Linked DNA regions of Homo sapiens: region 1 is linked to region 2. A link is a loop called in an ENCODE intact Hi-C map of the cell type or tissue named here. Cell type or tissue: gastrocnemius medialis. All regions are shown on one strand. Each heading gives the region's core, and the rest is flanking DNA. Links, peaks and the distances in the headings are about the cores only.

Evidence for each region. Hi-C counts contacts between places; a loop is a spot of excess contacts. Peaks named below come from ENCODE experiments on the same cell type or tissue, not always from the same donor. Only the 100,000 strongest peaks of a DNase experiment are listed, where the experiment ranks them.
Region 1: it touches region 2 in a loop (3-fold over the local background); 2 of 110 quality-filtered maps call a loop at or near these places.

What each region holds. Positions count from the first base shown.
Region 1 is chr1:59,682,538-59,690,537 of GRCh38, reverse strand. All of the region lies in intron 14 of FGGY (FGGY carbohydrate kinase domain containing), which reads right to left. Among named protein-coding and RNA genes, the nearest start is that of MIR4711, 47 kb to the left of the region's middle. In gastrocnemius medialis, for the core only: no CTCF peak of the experiment used is centred there; DNase peaks (open chromatin) are centred at 620, 3,373, 4,147 and 7,657; H3K27ac peaks cover 8,000 bases.
Region 2 is chr1:58,965,139-58,976,086 of GRCh38, reverse strand. No RefSeq gene overlaps it. Among named protein-coding and RNA genes, the nearest start is that of LINC01358, 50 kb to the left of the region's middle. RefSeq lists an enhancer at 7,346-7,505. In gastrocnemius medialis, for the core only: a CTCF peak has its summit at 7,159; DNase peaks (open chromatin) are centred at 4,226, 7,236 and 8,876; H3K27ac peaks cover 8,000 bases.

The DNA of each region.
Region 1 (8,000 bases), core at 1-8,000, 720 kb before region 2:
GTAGGGCCGTGTAGAGGTGGGCCTCACCAAGATGAGTTTCCCAAAGGAGCTTTATAGAGATGGGTTTCAGTATTTACAGTGAACAGACCACAGAGTCAGAAAATCTGGGTTTGTATCTGAGCTTCACCTTTTACCAGCTATGTAAGCTTGGGAAAGCGCGTGGCCTCTTGGTGATTCAGGTTCCTTGTGTGCAAAGTACAACTAATATCAGGATCTCATGGGACCGTTGTGAGGACTAAGTGAGCCAATAACCACAAAGTGCTTAAATGGCAGCTGGGGCATACTAAATGAATCCCCTCTATCACTTTTAGGGGCCCCTTGAAGACAGGAGTCCCAGCACCCCACCATACTATAATATGTTGGAACCTCACTAAAGCCTGTTGTTTCCTAGTCATTGAAACACTTGCTTCAATTTCCATTTTAGGATTTTCTATAAATTTCTCCTCCAGCCTCTGTAGTGGTTAGTCAGTTTACTGAGATGAAGACAACTGCTGTAGTCCAATTATCCAAACCAGTCTGGTTTGTCAAGATCCCTCTTCATCAGAGACACTGACAGGTGAAACTGAAAGGGCCAACTTGGTAGGAATTTCACTGCCGTCAACTCTATCCAACACACAGGCTCCTCTAGGCCCAGGTGTCAGGGAGGGGTTGGGGAGGGAGGAGGGAGTAGATTTTGAGCTGGTAGAAAGTGGCTTGCTCCCCATCTCTCAATGACATTGCTTCAGAAGGTGCTTTCTCCATCCTGAAATTCTCAAATGTGTGATTTTATAACACCCTATACACAAATGAACTGTAGTGAAAGAGGATAGCACTTTAGGGGCATTTAAAGAGTATTCCCTTCTATTTTAGAGACTCTTCAAAACTGTGAGAGATAAGTAATAAACTTTTATTATTACTCACAGGCTGAACTAATTTAAAAGCTATTTTTCTTAAGCAGAAAGCAGTATTATCTAAGAAGGACTTAACGTTTTTTTTTTTAAAGTGAGACTATCAGCTTGCAACATTTTTTTAAAAGACAGTTAAAGGATAAGGGAATACTGAGCAAAAAGTACTCCCAAGACTGCTGATCAAATTCCTAATTGATCTGTTTGTGGTTAACAACCCCTACCTGTAATCAACTGTGGTCCTATCTATCCAACTTTCTTTTTCACTACTCCTGAACTGGGACCCTTCCCAGGAGTTAACGTTGATCTCCGTTCTGTCTGTATCTGTTTCTTTGCTCTCACCAGCACCTTTATCTAAAAATCCCTCTTCCTGCTGCTTCTCTGCCTGTCCTAAATTAATGTTTCCACTCCAGCCCATTTCAAGCCCCATTTCTTACACAAAGCCAGGCTACTCTTTCCTGCTGGTAGTCACTACCAGAGAGTAGATTATGCAACAGCACTCTCTGGTTTCAGGTCACTTTATATATACTTCTCTAACCCAACTGTCTGTTCCTGGAAGATAGGGTACCTGGCCTTTCTCCCCAACCTTTTAAAAAAATGTCTAGGCCAGACGAGGTGGCTCACGCCTATCATCCCAGCACTTTGGGAGGCCGAGGTGGGCAGATCACCTGAGGTCAGGAGTTCGAGACCAGCCTGGCCAATATGGTGAAATCCTGTCTCTACTAAAAATACAAAAATCAGCCAGGTGTGGTGGCAGGTGCCTGTAATCCCAGCTACTTGGGAGGCTGAGGTAGGAGAATCACTTGAACCAGGGAGGTGGAGGTTGCAGTGAGCCAAGATTGCGCCACTGCACTCCAGCCTAGGCGACAGAGTGAGACTCCATCTCAAAAAAAAAAAAAAAATTCTAAAAAACACTTGGTCTTATACTACATATGGTCCAGTTCTTGGACGTCCCCAAGTGGAAAGAGCATATGCTTGGGGAGAGAAAAACCTGCATTCAAATTCCAGGTTGAATATGAACGTTCGGTATGAACTTGGGTAAATTCCTTTACTTTTTTGATTCTGCTTTGTCATCTGTAAAAAATGAACACAATAAACTTTCCACATAAACCTGTTCTGAGAATTAGGTGAATAAGGCTGAATATTGTTTCTGTAAGGTCATTTCTACAAGACCAGGGCAATATGAATTATGTATGTAGTTTTCTTACTATCTGCTTTGAAACTGACAAAAAGATTAGAAAACTTTGAGGAACAGATATAAGTCCCATAAACAGGTTCTAGGACATACAGACTTAAGCTGCTAAGACCACTACTTAATTGCAGTGTGACTTTGGGTAAATCACTTGCCCTCTCTGAGCCTCCATTTCCTCATTTTTCATGTGAGAATAATCACATATCTATTATAGTTACTTACCTAGAATAGTGAATGGTCCAGGGCTCTGGCTCAAGAAAGAGGAGTTCCTATTCCTTCTGACTAGACACTATCTTGTAGTGTGCTTGGCTATGACTTGTACTTGAATCTTGTCTCCTCAGAGAGGGGGTAAGCTACCTGAGGCTCCTGGCCTCAATGCCAAACTCAGCTGGGTGTATAGGCAGTATTCATCAAAGATGCTTAGGTCAATTTATTGTCTTTTGAGCTTTAGTCCAAGTGAACGTCTCTCCATGATAACCAGCCATCCCTTCTCCAGTTGGCTTGGCTCACTCCAACAGGGAGAGGAGGAGAAGTGAATTCTCTATAAGGACTACCTTTTCTTTTAGTAGTTAAAAGCAATGATATCAGTCAGAGTCCAGTCAGGTAGCTGGACTACCAGTCAAGTTAGCTAGGTAGCCCAAAGACCTACTCTAGGTCTTTGAACAGGAGGAATTAAATATAAGAAATTAGTTTCAGCCAGACGTGGTGGCTCACGCCTGTAATCCCAGCACTTTAGGAGGCCGAGGTGGGTGGATCACGAGGTCAGGAGATCGAGGTCATCCTGGCTAACACGGTGAAACACCATCTCTACTTAAAAAAAAAAAAAAAATAGCCAGGTGTGGTGGTGGGTACCTGTAGTCCCAGCTACTCGGGAGGCTGAGGCAGGAGAATGGCGTGAACCCAGGAGGCAGAGCTTGCAGTGAGCCGAGATTGTGCCACTGCACTCCAGCCTGGGCGACAGAGTGAGACTGTGTCTCAAAAAAAAAAAAGAAATTAGTTTCATTAGTGACAGAAGAGACCTAGAAGCCCAACAGGTTGTTGAAGCCACACAGAGGTTACCGACAGCAGACAGATGCTACCCCTCTTAGGAATCAAGGGATGACAGGAGGCAGTGGTGTGACTAGAGCCAGGAACAGGGAATGTCAGTATAGAACGGAAACCAAAGAAAAGCTGAGTGGCCAGAACTGGGATCTGAGAGAGGCTGGGAGCTGGAATCAGACAGAAAATGCAGCTGCTGCTGTAGTGAAGGGGAGAAATGACCTGACTTCTGCCTGCACATCAGTCATTCTCCCACCATTACCTCCCAATGGCCAAGCCTGCTCAGAGGCCAGGTGCAAGAGAGCCTAGGAAGTGTAACACACAGCAGAGCAGGGGAAGGAGCACTCTCTGAGAGCAAACAGGCAAAGGACCAGCCCAGCCACCTTTCAGTAATATATGTAAAGCATTAATACAGCATGTGACTTATAGTCAGCTAATAGTAATGATAGATATCATCATAAATATTGCTATAATTTTGTATACCTCTCATTGAGAGTTTATTCATACTAGCAACTGTGCCAAATACTTCTTGCATATCATCTCATTTAATTTTCACAACAATTGCATGAGGTATGTGTTCTTAATAGTCTTATTTTTATACAAATGAGTAAGCAGGCTTAGAGAGGTAAAGGGACTAATCTAGTGCACAGCTACAGGATTGAAATACAGCTCGATTTATTACTTATAATATGAATCATACGGCTAATAGTAAAAGAGAGGGTACTAGATAAGCTGAATATGAAACTCCTCTCAATTTCTGGAGACCTATATTTCCAGGGCTGAGAGCCTAGAACACTCTGTGAGCATTAAGTTTGCCCTTAAAAAAGTAGAGATTAAAAAAAAATAATAGAGGATAGCAGACCATCTTTCAGGGAAAATATTTCATAGGGTAGCAATTGTCCAAATGGAGAAAAAAATACATCACTTAATGTGGTTTATAAAAGTCCACAGCGTTCTCTCTTAAAGGCAACAGGGTATTTTTGCTATGAGGATGCCAAGTTCAGCAGTCTCTGTGGCTTGCTGTTTACTGATATTTGATATGCTTCAACATCTGTTGCCCTTCTCGATTGACGGGTGCTTCATTTTAGCACTTCTCTGATGCCAGGCTTGTAAAAAGCTTTAGTACTGAGGTACTATGAGACACTCCTAGGTCAGTAACACAGCTTTGTTTGCAAAGCTGGCCAAGGGAAGGAATATTCATGGAAAAAGGTGAAGGGACATGCTATCTCTCTACCAAACTGGGTATTCTTGGTTCTATCACTGAGTCAAGTGACATCTCCAAAAAGCTATAAACCCAGCCTATCCTAGACCCGAAGTCAGGTTTCAATGTTATGATCTGGGCTCTCAGCAAGGTGGTATATAATGAATTCTGCCTTCTTCTATAAGAGTTCCATGGAAGGATTTCTAAGTTCATTTTTAAAGAAATAATGATTTTAGAATTTGGTATAAGGAAAAATGTGGTCTCTTTCAAAGAATTGGTATAATTCTTTGACTCCATATGACTTGACACTTTTCCCAGTTTTGCCTTGGTTGCCTGAAGTTCAGTCAAAGTAACCCCCTAGGGGATTGCTTGAACAGGTGTTTGAGGCTGCAGTGAGCCATGATTATGTCACTGCGCTCCAGCCTGGGCAATAGAGCGAGACCTCATTTAAAAAAAAATAATAATAACTGCCTAGTCCAGATCAGAGACCCATAGATAAGCCAGATCTGTCCCATAGATATTTGGTGTGGCACTCACCAATCCAGAATTAAAACAATCTGATTTTCAACATTCTTTGGCAGTACTTTGAATACAAATATTAATACTAATACTTTTCTAGTACTTTTCTCCTACCTGATACAGAATCAAATCACCTTGTCCTTTGCTGGTATCTTCCCATGTTTATATGTATATATATGTGTATTTTCCTCTTTTTACATCATTTCTAACTTATGAGTTTTATTCCAGTAACTATTTAGTCACTTATTGTAAGCTTTCTTAAATCCTTTATGGAAGCAGAGTATGAATGACAAATAAATTATTCTGTTCACTAATCAAAACTGCCAAGATCAGTGCAGCAGCTGCATTCCTACTGCATCCTAGGGCTAATGCTCCCTGGTGAGTCACTTGTGCCTGCTCTACCTGCCCCACCTGTCAAAGGGTCACCACAGCTGTAGGCTCTGCCCCACCATTCCCTCAAGCAGAAGGAAATAACTTCTTCCTCAGTAGTGAGAGAGAGGTCCGGACATCCTTGAGAAGCGTCTACCCTATTTCTAGCATGTGACATGCAAACCTAGCTATAGGTGCCCTCCAAAGCACAGGGCTGTGGGGGATACGCAGAGGGCAGGGCTGGAGCCAGACCACTTGAGTTTAAACCATCGTTCTGCCACTAACCATCTAGATGACCTTAGGCGAGATTTTCAATAGCTTGGTGCCTCAATTTCTTGCTTAATAGAGTGGCACAATGATGCCACCTACCTCATAGGGTTGTGGTGAAGATCAAATGAACACAGGGAATGATAATAGTACTTTTCTGCTGAATAGGCATTGTGCTAAATGTGCTTTCATTCACAGAATCTTTGCAGAAACTCAATGGGGTCAGTTAATATGGAACTGAGATCAGAGAAATTAAGTAGCTTGCCCAGCCAGGTGTGTTCACACAGCTAGCAAGCCGAGGAGATGGCATCACCGTGAGGTTCAGCAAGGTGACTTAGAGGGCTACTTTCTGCTGCTCCATTTGATTTCATCTTACCCAGCCTGTGATGGACTCAGCTCACTTACTCTTTCTACTCCTCACCCCACATACTTGGCAGGTAGTTGCTAACATATCATGAGACTGAGGATCCAGATGTTATTACTAATATTTACTATGTTGAGCTGAAATGGAGAGAGATTTGTCCTGGGTTGAGGCCCAAGCTCCTTCTTCCGCTTTCAGAGGAGGCACTATGCTGCAAAGATGAGGAGCATAGGCCTGGGGGGTCCCACGGTACCCTGAGTTCTAGCTCCGTCACCAGCCAAAGGTTGCCTCTTCTGGAAGACTTTCCCAGCCCTCTTAAGACAGTGGAAGTCACTCCTCAAATGCTCCATCATTCCATTGCAGAGTAATTGCAATGGAATCTTTCACAGGTGAGGCCTCTGAGACACAGAGAAACTAAGTAACTCACCCAAGGTAAGTGGCTGAGCCAAGATTTGAGTCCAAGGAAATAGTCTTTGCCATTACACCTTAGACTTTTTCATAACTGTATCCATCTGTGCCCAACCTCCCGCCACCAGTAGACTGGGAATTCCTTGGGTACCGACATTGTGTCTAATTCTTCCTTGCCCTGCTACTGTCTAAGGCTGTTCCCGTCACATGCAGGCTTGTGCTGATGAGCCTTGGCTTAAAAAATGAAATGGCCATCGAGGCCCCTACACATGACTTTTCCAGATCTAGTCCACTGTCATCTGTCAGCCCAACTATCACAGCCCACCCAATCTCCAGCAGCAGAGGAGAGCAGAAAATGCATCCTGGTATCACAGGAAGGACCTGAGTAAAAGGTGCATTAATGGGGGCAAAAACAAGCCAGCAGAGTGATTAATTTGGCTTCCCCTTCAATATTCTGTTTATACAAGTTCATTATATAGCACTTAATTACTAATTTGCCCTACTTAAACCAAGAGTGCTTTTAATTTTTAATGAGATAAGGGAAGAAGATGCCTTTACTTAGTAAGGAGCAGCTATTTTATTTCCTTCTCTTGTTTTGCCCAGCCAATTAATAACATTTCTAAGGAAATGCATCCCTCTCATGAATTCTTTCTCCCTATCTTCTTCCTGACCTCCCAGGTTTAAAAAGAGATGGCAACAGACAACAGCCACTTAGAAACAAACTGAATTCATCTCTGACCTGGCTGGCTGGGCTGGACAAGGCCTTGTAACGTGGAGTAACATCGTATTCACAAACAGTGCCATCTGATTTGGGGGGAGCTGGGTTTTATCTATTCCCAGGAATCATGCATAGCATATGTATACAGAACATAGTCATAGGTCTCCATATAAGGCAATCCCCCAACAACCCTGCTTTATTTCTTGGTGTTAATGTCAGATAATTTTAAGCACAGTCCTGGGATAGCCTACAAACAGTGAGGGGCATGGACTTTGGAGTAAGATCTGAATTTGAGTGCTGGCTCTCTCACTTGCTAGACCACAGGCACATTACTTAAACTTTCTGGCCCTGTTTCTTGTCTGTAAAGATGAAGTGAATAATCTAACTTGCAAGAATTAAATGTCATCTAAAGTACCTTAGCACAGTGCCAGGCTCAGGGTAGGTACAGAAAAATACTCGTTATTCTTCTCTTTAGCAGAAGTTAAGGTAGGAAAATCAAAACAAGGAAAGGGATTCCAGCGTTTTTATCATTACCTACAGAGCAAGGAATCTAGTTTAGTGCTATTCAAAGGGCCCATCTGTGGTGAAAGGAGTTGGCCCCAGGATGTAAGCCAGCACACCGGTTCCTTCATTGAGAACATCTTGCTATGAATAAAATGACAGCTGAACTAAACAGTACACTTGGTGACATAATTGATTTACATTCTGATGCAAGTTCCTTGTTTCATAGCAAATCTGAACAAACCATTTAGAGACTGCCCTCTAGTCTGCAGACCGCTCTGAATAGTCCAGGGTGGGTGACTCAGTTGAATGTCTCCAAGTGCTTCTGAAGATTCCTTCCCACCCTCCTCTGAGCTTAGAGATGTGGCCTTCTACAGAATACATCAACAGGTTCCCTTGCTCTCTGATTCTGATTCCAGCCAATGGTGAGGCAGGCAGGAGATTAGAGAGAGGGAGAATAGGGTTAACAGTGCAGCCCTTTTCTTCCAGGGTCACTGTGCAGTCTCCACACAGCCCTCTGTTCTGGGCATCCAGTAACTGCA
Region 2 (10,948 bases), core at 1,148-9,147:
ACATGTCACAACTTCTGTCTCTGGCTCTAGTTTCTCTGTACACACAGTGAAGCGGTAAGGAGGAAGACACACAAACAAACACGCACACACACACACACACACACACACACACACTGCTCTTTATTGCTTGTCTTCTCTGGGCCAGGCATATCACATATATTATTTCATGCTAAAAATCACAACAATCCTAAGAAGTCAGTATTATTATTATTATACTTACAGGTATAATTTAGTAAGTGGGAAGAGGCAGAAGAATATTGGAACTCAGACCTGACTCTAGCTATTAAGCTGCAATTGCTTAGGCTTTTGCTGTAGACTGAATGTCTGTGTCCCTCCAAAATCCATGTGTTAAAACCTAACTCCAAGGTAATGGTATCAGGAGGTGGGGTCTTTGGGAGGTAGTTAGGTCAAGAGGGCATGACCCTCATGAGGGAATAATCCTCATGAGTGGGATTAGTGCCCTTATAAAAAAGACCCCAGAGAGGTCCCTTATCCCTTCCATCATGTGAGGATACAGCAAGAAGATGGCGGTCCATAAACCAGGAAGTGGGCCCTCACCAGACACTGAGTCTGCTGGCAACTTGGTCTTAGACTTTCCAGCCTTCAGAACTGTGAGAAATAATTTTCTGTTGTTTATAAGCCACCTAGCCTATGGTATTTTTGTTATAGCAGCTGAACTAAGGCAGCTTGCTAAGCATCATTCCAAGACTGCAATTCCCTGATTTTAGAGACTGTAGGAACTATTCAGTCTGGCTTCCTAGGGAAGTCACTCCATCCCCTCAATTATTTGGTGTGAATTGTAGACAATCTCTCTTTTCCTCCAGTGCCTATGTCATGGGTTTTATTCCAGCTATGAAGACTCTCTGGCAAAGGGAAAACACAATGGCAGATTGGCATTCAAGTGACAGAAACTGTCCAGGGCAATTATCCATTCCATCATCTTGCCCCTGGAGGCAGACCAGACTAAACACAGGAACAGTGCTTTAGAGGAGGGTGAAAAGCCTTCGTAGGGTGACCCCACTGGCCTTGAAAGAAGCCTGAGTCTTCAGGGATCAGCCTTGTCCTCTGGCATCAGCCTTGAGACCGTTCTCTGGAAATGCTTTTCCATGTCAGTGCATAGGGCAGACAGGTGATGTGGTCTCAGGAAGAAACACTAAACCAGGAGTCAAGAGAGCTGGCCCTGTCCTGAAGCTCCCTCTGATTCTCCACGTGACTTTAGGCAAATTGAGTCCCACATTATTACAAAGAAAAGGTGGTGTAGGGTAACAGGCAGCTTAGAGTTTGGGAATAAAGCATCTGGGTTTAGATACTGGTTCTGCCACTTATCAGGGGGATATGAGATGTGGCCTTTCAGCCAAGCCACTTAGCATCTAAGCTGGAGTTCCTCAGCTCTAAACTTAAGTCTGGACTGGAAGACCAAGCATTAGGCTTCGCTGCTTACTAGCTGTGAGGCAGTGAGGCAGTAACTTAGCTTCTCTGGGCGTCAGCTTCCTCATCTGTAAAATGCATAGCATAATAAAGGCTATTGTGAGAATTAAAGATCATGTATACAAAGTGTCTCACAGAGCGTGGGCCCTCAGTACCTTCTAGGACCAACCCATTGTCCCTCTCCACTCAACGTGGATCAAACTGTCCAAGAAATGCTTCAGAACTCCACATCATTTAGAAAGGTGGTCTGTTAGGAGCCAGACTATGTTCAGAGACTAGTTTGCAAATTCCATCTCTATGAGCTAACTCATTCAAGACTAGCAATGGAGGTGTACAGCTGGGTTCCATGCCCACTCAGTGGGTTGTACAGAGTTCTGTATCACTTTGGACGTTCCACAGAAGAAGTAGGTGTGGATATAACAGGGCAGTTCAACAATGGTGAGGCCTAAATGGACAATGGGACTTCCTATTTATAAAAAGCAGAAATCAGGTCATTCTGAGTCCAGCAATTGGGTGGCTTCCTCCAGGTCAAGATCCCAAGTCTGGGCTTTGGCATACTCAAACAGAAAGAAAAGATGGGTTCCCTCCATTCCTTTCTGGTTTAATTTTATTTTCCTTTGTGTACCTGACTCAAGCAGAGAAAAACACGATGGCATTCAAAAGTTATGTCTATCATTGTTAACATTCTCAGCTGAGACCCAGAGAGGTCAGAGAAGGAACAAATACTTACCAGATGCTCCCTTCTAAAGAGGTAGGCAGATGACATGTGCTGGCAGTAAGGAAAGTAGATACTATCCCTCCCCTCAGAAAGCATAGACTCAAGGGCAAATTCAGGTGAATTGTATGGATGATTCTAAGACATTCTTGTGTTGAGACATTACTGTATCCAGTGGATTTATGTCAGGGCTTGCATTGCCTTCTCGTCTGCAGGAGAGCCGACCCCTTGTCCAGGTGTCCAATCATGCTTCAGGATGTCACAGGGGCTCTGATTAGCTGTTTGGGTGGGGTCCTATCAGGGTGCAAATGATGAAAAGGATCACTTCCTTCTGGGGTCAGGAATTGCATGGATAATTGCATGCACCCTGATAAGACCCCACCTGAACAGCTAATCGGAGCCCCTCTGACACCCTGAAGCATGATTGGACACTTGGACAAGGGTCTGCTCTCCTTCTGAAGACAAGAAGCCAATGCAAGCCCTGATATAAATCCACTGGATACAAAAACGTCTCAACACAAGAATGTGTTAGAATCATCCTTACAATTCACTAGCCTGGGAATAGTGCAAACCAAAACCAGACAAGAACTCTGACCTCAAAGAACATCCACTCTAATGGAGAGAAAAAAAGACATCTGAATGAATGCCCATGGTAATTTAGCATAAATTAAGTGATGTGGAAAAAAAATAAAATGGGAATGAGAATGAATGTTTGTTGGTGGCGGAGGAGGACTGCTTTCCCTAGAGTGTTTAGGGAAAGTCTCTCTGAAGAGGTGACACAGAGTGAGACCTGAATGATGAGAAGCAGGCAACCATGGGGAGATCTGGGGACACTCTGCAGGCAGGAGGAACTGCAAAGGTCCTGGGACAGGCATCAGCTGGTGTATTCAAGAGACAGAAATCAGGCCATCATGGCTAGAATGGAGGGAGCCATGGGGTATATATTTAGTAGAAGACCCAGAAGGGCCCATTCACATGCTTCAGAGAATGTAGCTTTTCCTGTGTGAAGAGGATTTAAGGACAGAATGTGGAATAAGGCAGAGGTTTTACTGTCAGAGTTAAAAGGGTAGCTTTCCTGGGAGAGTCAGCTTGATGTAAAGGGGATATCCCCACTCTGCCTCTTCCCAACTGTGTGAACTTGGGCAAGTGATTTAATCTCTCTGGACCTCACCCTCCTCCTGCATACAGTGGAGATGATGATATCTGCCTCACAGACCAGAAGTGAGACTAGACAATAAGCACTGGCTCATCCCCTTCTCCTGGTAGATAGTTAAAAAAAAAAAAAAATCACCCTGGGGACCATGGGGCATCTGGCATGCTCTTGAAGCTAGTCACTAGCAAGGTTTTGACAACTTATTTCTTAACAAATAGATCATCATCTGTCCATCTCAATGAATGGTATACTGTTCAAGCAGTACCCGTACCTCTTCAGGATCTGCACAGTTAAAACTACTGGGCTGCCCTCAGGTGATGTAGGTCCATCCAAGGACCACACTTTGATTAGCAAGGATTTAGAGCCAAGGGGCTTCCATAGCACAGACAATATTGGATCCACCACCAAAAGGTTACAAATCAACAGTATGCTTTTAGTAGTTTATTACTGAATTCATTAGATAAATAAATGTTCCTACAGTGCCTACTATGCACTAGACATCATTCTGGGAAGTAGGATTTCAGTGGCAAACATTGATCAGGGCTTGTTCTCAAACAACACTTATCCTGTAGCAGACAGCCAATTAAACAAGCAATTAAGATCATCTAAGTGCAGAGCCTGGGGGTGTCCAGTGTGTTAGCTTGAGAACGTCAGGGAAGATCTCCTAGATGAAGTGACACTAAGGTGGAGAGCTGGCCCTGAGGAGGTGTGCAGGCAGAGGGAACAGCATCACCAGGGGCCAAGGCCACCCAGCCAGTCAGAGGCACAACCCTGATTTAAATCAGGTCTCTTATCTAAAGACTTGCTCTTACTAGTATCTTCCATGCTGTATGAATCAAGTCTTGCAAAAGAGCAGCTGCTAGCTGTCCTTCCCCAGCGATGTCAGAGCAGCCACTCCCGACTGGAAAGATATCTGTTCTGAGCAGAGGTCTCGGCATCACCTGACAGGCATGGCCATTACGAAATTTGCCTCCACACCAGACATGTGGCACCACAAACACCATCCAGGCATTGCTTCAAACAACCTTCCTCCCAAAGACTCCTGACTGGGAAATGTGATTGCCCTCTGATTGCTGCTAATAATAGCCTTATTTTTTTTAAGCAACAATGAACTTTGAAACTTGGGTGATGGTAGCTGGTCACATCAGCTTGGGTGAAGTTCATCAGAAAGTAAAAGTCCAGCGACCTAGAAGTTTCCAGGACTCTCTAAGAGGGAAAGATACAGAAATTCACCTGAAACAAGGACCCTCTATGTGGCAGACAGTGTACACGCCTTATTTACATTAAGTAGAGGTGACACAGACCTGGCATGAAACTTCGAATGTAGCTGTGTGACTTTGGGCAAGTCACTTAACATCTATCAATCTCAGTTTCCTCATCTATTAAATGGGAGATGGATTCCTACCTTACCTGTCTTATGTGTGATGATGTTCATAAAATGCTAAGCTCAGTGAGTGGTACATTGTCAGCACTCAGTAAGTGAGGATGGGAAATAGTCTTATTACACCCCAGAGAGGTAAGAACAGATGAGGAGACAGATGCAAAAAGGTTAAGCGATTTCTCTAGTCTCCAAAGCAGGTAAATGATAATTCAGATTTGAAGTCAAGTCTACCTTCAAATCCTAGAATCTTTCTTCAGTTCTTCATGTTCTGTTTCTTTTAGAATTATACCCTTTGCCATCTGACTTTGCTGTGCCTCCCCCTAGAGTGGGCAAATGTGTCTTCCTGTGCAGTGATATTGGGCTTGACCATTGACTTGCCCTGGGCAAAGTTATGGGGGTGGAAACAACAGCATGACAGTTCTGGGCTGAGACCTCAAGAAGCTTGATCTGTTTCTACTTATCTCTTGCTTCTGCTCCTGTCTCATGTCTCATTTACCACCATGAAAAGGGCAAGTCTGAGGTTCTTTCAGCCTGGCCCCCAGAATGAGACAAAAGAAGCAGACTCAAACTGACCCAAAGCCCTGGGCCTGCACCTTGAACCTGAGGTATCCAGCCAACTCTCAGTGAGAAAAATAAATGCTTGTAGTTGTAAGCAACTGAGTTTCGTGTGGTTTGTTACCCAGCATGATGGTGGCAATATCTGACTAATACACTGTCATAAAAAAGTACAGCCTAGCCAGGCCAGCACTGCAAGTATTTATTGAGTACCTGCTGTGTGTGACGGAAGTAAAACAGAATTTAAAATTATTTCTACCCATGAAGATGGTTTTATCATTCTTCCTATCTCTTTTGCCAAACATTGTCATGACATAGAGTGGAAAACCACAAATCTTTATTTTATTTTTTAAAAATGAAATAAATGTTTATATGTATTTATATTGTTGAAGAGAAAAGCATAGCTTCATTAAAAGATAACGAGCAATATTGAGGCACATATTTTCTAGGAACTCAGCAGTGGATATTAGATTAGCCTACTGAGAATTTGTAAGAGTTGGCTAGTCCTTAAGGGATGGGAAGGATTTAAAGAGGCTGGACATAGCCCTCCAGCCAAATCACACAGCTTTCACCTTCAGGTTTATTTGCTGGGGTGGAGAAGAATGTGACAGACCTGAGTTCAAATCTTCAGGCTGCCAGTTTCTAGCTGTGGGACCTTGAGCAAGTCATCCATCCCTGACCTTCAGATGAGCTCCCCTAGGTTTCTTTCCTGTACCTGGAAGGGCCCCCTCCAGACCTTTGTATGCCTGTAAAGTCCTACTTGACTCCTTCTCCCCCAAGAACTAAGGCTTCTCCCTCTTTTGTCCCAGCCACACCGGACTGAAATGATCTGGGCCCAAGGGTCCTCTGGGATTCTTTTCCATGCATGTGTCTTTTTCTCTTTTTTCTTGGAGGAGAACCACAGCTTTATTAATAACACTTTAAAAATTTTTATACACATACAAATGTATAATTCAAATATGACAAATATAAAAATTAGTTAATTCTAGGTGGTGGAACAAATGGTAATTTGTCAAGTTGTCTGTGCTTTGTTTTTAATATTTTTGAAACTACATGTTTACTGTAAAATAAAGCCAACTATTATATTCATTTAGAAAACAATATTCCTCTTCCTCATTCTCTCACCTGATTATCACTTTTGTTTGTTTGTTTGTTGTTTGCTTTAATTTTTTAATTTTTTTATCTTTTAAGTTCTGGGGTATAAGTGCAGGATGTGCAGGTTTGTTGCATAAGTAAATGTGTATCACAGTGGTTTGTGGTACCTATCAACCCTTCACCTAGGTGTTAACCCTAGCATGCATTAGCTCTTTTCTCTAATGCTTTCCCCACTCCCCTCCCCCAACAGGCCCCAGTGTGTGTTGTTCCCCTCCCTGTGTCCATGTGTTCTCATTGTTCAGCTCCCACTTATGAGTGAGAACATGTGGTGTTTGGTTTTCTGTTCCTGTGTTAGTTTGCTGAGGATAATGGCTTCCAGCTTCATCCATGTCCCTGCAAAGGACATAATCTCATTCCTTTTTATGGCTGCATAGTATTCCATGGTGTATATGTACCATATTTTCTTTATCTAGTCTATCATTGATGGGCATTTGGGCTGACTTTTTTCTACAGCAGCCACTGAGCTAGCTCAGAATGGGGCAGCCCCTTTAGCAACCCAGGATGCCCAGTGCCAATCTCAGTGCCTGGCATGGAATAGACTGTCAGTAAATAGTTGCTGACTTGAACTAAACTGAATGGAATTGCTCCAAATATTCACCAGGAATAAATTATTTTAAAGTACAATTTTGACATTGTTTTTAAAAACGATCTTAGAGCTAAATACATAACTAAAAAAAAAAATACATGCTGAAAAACACATCCACACAAACAAACATGTATGCAAACAAACATTTGCCAAACACAACTCTAGGAGGCTTTTGCAGACTTGTCTGCCATTTAAGGCCTGTAATTTCCCTCTTGGCTGACACTGGCTTTGGCCTGGGCCATGTTTCACAGACTCCTGGCAGGCAGCCTCGTTGGGCTTTGCTTAGCTTTTTTTTTTTTTTTTTTTTCTTTCATCAGACTTGAAACTGAAGCGACAGGACTTTCTGAAACCTTCTGTCAGCTGTAGCTGCCACGCTTCATGTAACCTCCTTACCCCTCCCAGGTTCTGTGGCTTTATAAATGTGTCTAGAGGTCCAGGAACAAGGTAGTAAACAGTGGATTCCTTCTAGAAGGAATAAAGAGGGTTCAGGAGGCACCACCCAGTCTGGGGACTGCCTGTGAACCAGGCCAGGCCCCTACTCCCCCAGAGCAGATTAGATCTGATGGTCTGGACTGCTGGCCAACTTTCAGCATGAAAAAGGTAGAGATACTGGAGAGGAAGTAAAGGAACATGAAAACAAAACCAAATGAACTCTGTTGTGCTGCTGACATGGGTAAAACTTGTATGAACCTAACTGCTGGAGGAAAGTGGGGGCAGCTGGTTTATTCTACGGAGTTCTAGTGTGAGATGCAGCTCATGTTTCTATGCCAATTTCTAATGAGCAAGCTACCCCACTTCTCTGAGCCTCATTTCCTTATCCATGAACTGGATAATATCTACCTTGCAGGGCCAATGTGAGGTTGAATGAATTCATGTTTGTAAGGAGATAAGCGCTTCATAGAAGGTTAATAAATAATAGTTTTTTTTATGGTAAAAGAGCCCCCAATCACAAAACTAGAAGACCCCATTAGAGGGATCCAGTTCCCACTCCTCCCTACACCACTTAAAGTGTAGCCTTCTCCATAGTTGCCTCTCCCAGCCCACGCTCATAGGCTCCCCCAGGGAGCCTGCTGCATCCTGGGGAAATTCTCGCTACTAGAAAGTTTTTCCTTGGGCTGAATCAAAATTGATGTCTCTGCAGCTTTCACCTATTGGGCCTTCCCCCTCAAGAACACTGAAAACAAGTCTATACCCTCCACCTCTCTGCAGTCTTCAGCATAGAGGACAGCTCTCAAGCCCTCTTTGAGGTGTCAACAGAAGTCTTGAGGCTTTAGTTAGGTATATACACATACAATATACATATATACTATATATATACACACATATATATACATATATATGTATGTATATTGTATGTGTATATGTGTATGTATATATCTATATATGTATGTGTATATGTATCCCATACATACGAAGAAAGAGAGAGTGTAAGGTATATTTATATACACTCATATGTAAGTATGTAGAGGCAACTACAAGGGCCTCTGTAGGCAAATACATGTGTACCTATCCAGGACTTGCGAGGTCCAGGAGGGCTTCTTAGAGGAGGTAATGTTTAACCTGAGTAGGCAGTGTAAAGTGCATGTGCAGTCCCACAGCTAATAGTGAGGAACCCAGCCTCAGGAGCATGCCCCTCTGCTGTAGCAGTGGGTGACAGTTGGCATCAACAAAGTGTGTGAAGCTAGATATCATTATTGTCCATTTGTAATTGTTTGTTATTATCCAAATTAACCTTTCTAGGCCCAGTTTCCTCAGTAGCCTTGGCCCATTCTTCTGACAGCATGTTTCTTGATTTGCCTCTGTAATAAACAGGGAGACCTGGGTTTGAGTCAGGCTCTGTCACTCACAAGCTGGGCAGCCACTCCTCTGGGCCTTGGTTTCCACATTGCGAGATGAGAACCTACTGCCCAGGTTGCTGGTGGATTGAATGAGGCATCTTTGGAAGGTGGCCCAGCACATGGCAGATGTTTGGCAGAAGCTTACTTTCTTTTCTAGTTTGACAAGATGATGCCGGCTGATCTGATATTAGATATTAATAGTTGATGATGGCATAATGTGTTATACCTTCTGAGCCATTTGCATTTGCCTAGAGAGTACCAGCCAGCTTAGTGATATGTCGTTGCCCAGTAAGCTTAGAACCCTGGGAGTGAGTGAGCACTGAGGCCAAGGAACTCACCCTAGAGAGGAGGAGAGGGTCTCAGGGGCTGACTGCGATAGATGCTACAACAAAGTTTGGGGCACACAAAAGGAAGGAGGAATTTCATTCAAAGTGGAGTGATTGGCAGAGGCTTCATGATGGAGGTGGCAGATGTCTCTGATGGTGGCCATGCCATAATCTCAAATAGAAACTATTGCATCAGTCTCCTAAATATCTTCCCTGGGCTGCACTCACTCTCTAGAACCTGCTCTGCTCATGAAAGATAAAACGATCTTTCTAAAATTACAAATCAGATAATGGCACTTCCCAGCCCCCAAATCTGCCATGACTTGTCTTTGTTCTTGCAATAAAATCACAACCTCCCCACCCCCATGGCCCCTGAGGCCACCTGTGATGGAGCCTGCTTCCTCTGCAGCTCTGCAGTCAAATAGGCAGGGCCTATGGGAGAAGTGCCCACATGGGACCTCTGCCTGTCTTCTTGGAAGGCACCAAGATACCAGGGGGCAAGGAGAGGGGCAGATTTGTGTTCTGCTCTTGGCGAGGGTGGAGTGTCTCTAAGGTACTTTGCAGACCCTCCGTGGAAGTACTGATCAGAATCATGGCAGGAAACAAGTCTTACACAGAAGGGCTTAGTTGAAAAGAATTTAGTAACAGGATTGTGTTTAGAGGTCAGGGCAAGGTGAAGGAAGCCAGCAAGAGAAGTTGATGCACTCCCAAGCTAGCAACAGTGGAAGGCCCGTACCTCTCTAAGGGGGAAGGGGAAGTGAAGGAATGTGTTCTGGGATGGCTGAGAGAGCTGGAGCTAAGAAAGAGAACCTGCCCACCCCTGCCCCGGGAGTTACCACCATACTGGTCACAGCCAATGCAGGGACTGCAGCAAGAAAGGAGTTCAGGAAGGAGGGAGGCATAGACCCCTGGGTTCTCTCTCCTCCCAGCCTCCTATCTCCCACCAAAGCTTCCCTTTGACCAAATCTAGCTAGAAGTTAGTGGATAAGGGAGTCTGAGTGATGTATTATAGTTCTTAGGCATTAGCTCTCTAGGGCTCAAGGCCTGCAAAGAAGGGCAGTAAAATGGATTGAATAGGAAGGACCACAAAAAGGAATTAACAACACAGCACATGTCCAAGCATCCTGCAAGGAGAATAGGAATCACTAACCCTGAGTGGGTAAACTCTTCCCCAAGAAAGAGAATGCCATTTAAGGGGAGAAGTGAGCCTGGCTGACAGGTAGCTTTCCCAGCCAGGCTGCCGTGTTCACATAGCATCCAGGTCCTGTGTTCAGTGCATCTGCCAGAATATTCCACCCAGCCACAGATATTTCATACTTTGGCCCACACAGAGTTGTGGAGGGCAAAGGAGTTGTTCTCTAATGCTGGACTTTGCCCATTTTCCCCAGGACCAAGATGTGGGCAGGTGTTCTGGGTGCCACCACTAGAGAGGCAGAGATTATTGAGATCCAATAATAAAAATAGTGAGAACAGTAACAGTGGTAACAATAATACAGGATATTATTGTTATCACTGTAACAGTCACATGAATTAAGCTTTTCCTATGTGCCCAGGAGTGTGTTCATTCTATTAAGTTATGCAATCTTCTCCCAAACCCTAGGAAGTGGTGGCTATTATTAATCCTATTTAAAAGATGAGACCAAGGCCCAGAGTGGGTAAGTAGCTTGCTGAGCCCCCTCAGAGTGGATGGAGAAGTCAAACCCAGGTCTGCTGCCTGCAAAGGTAGGCTCTTAGCCACCATGCCAGACTGTCCTCAAAGACACCTGGAGCCCATAGACATATGAGAGAGAAGCAGAATTCCTGCCTATGGC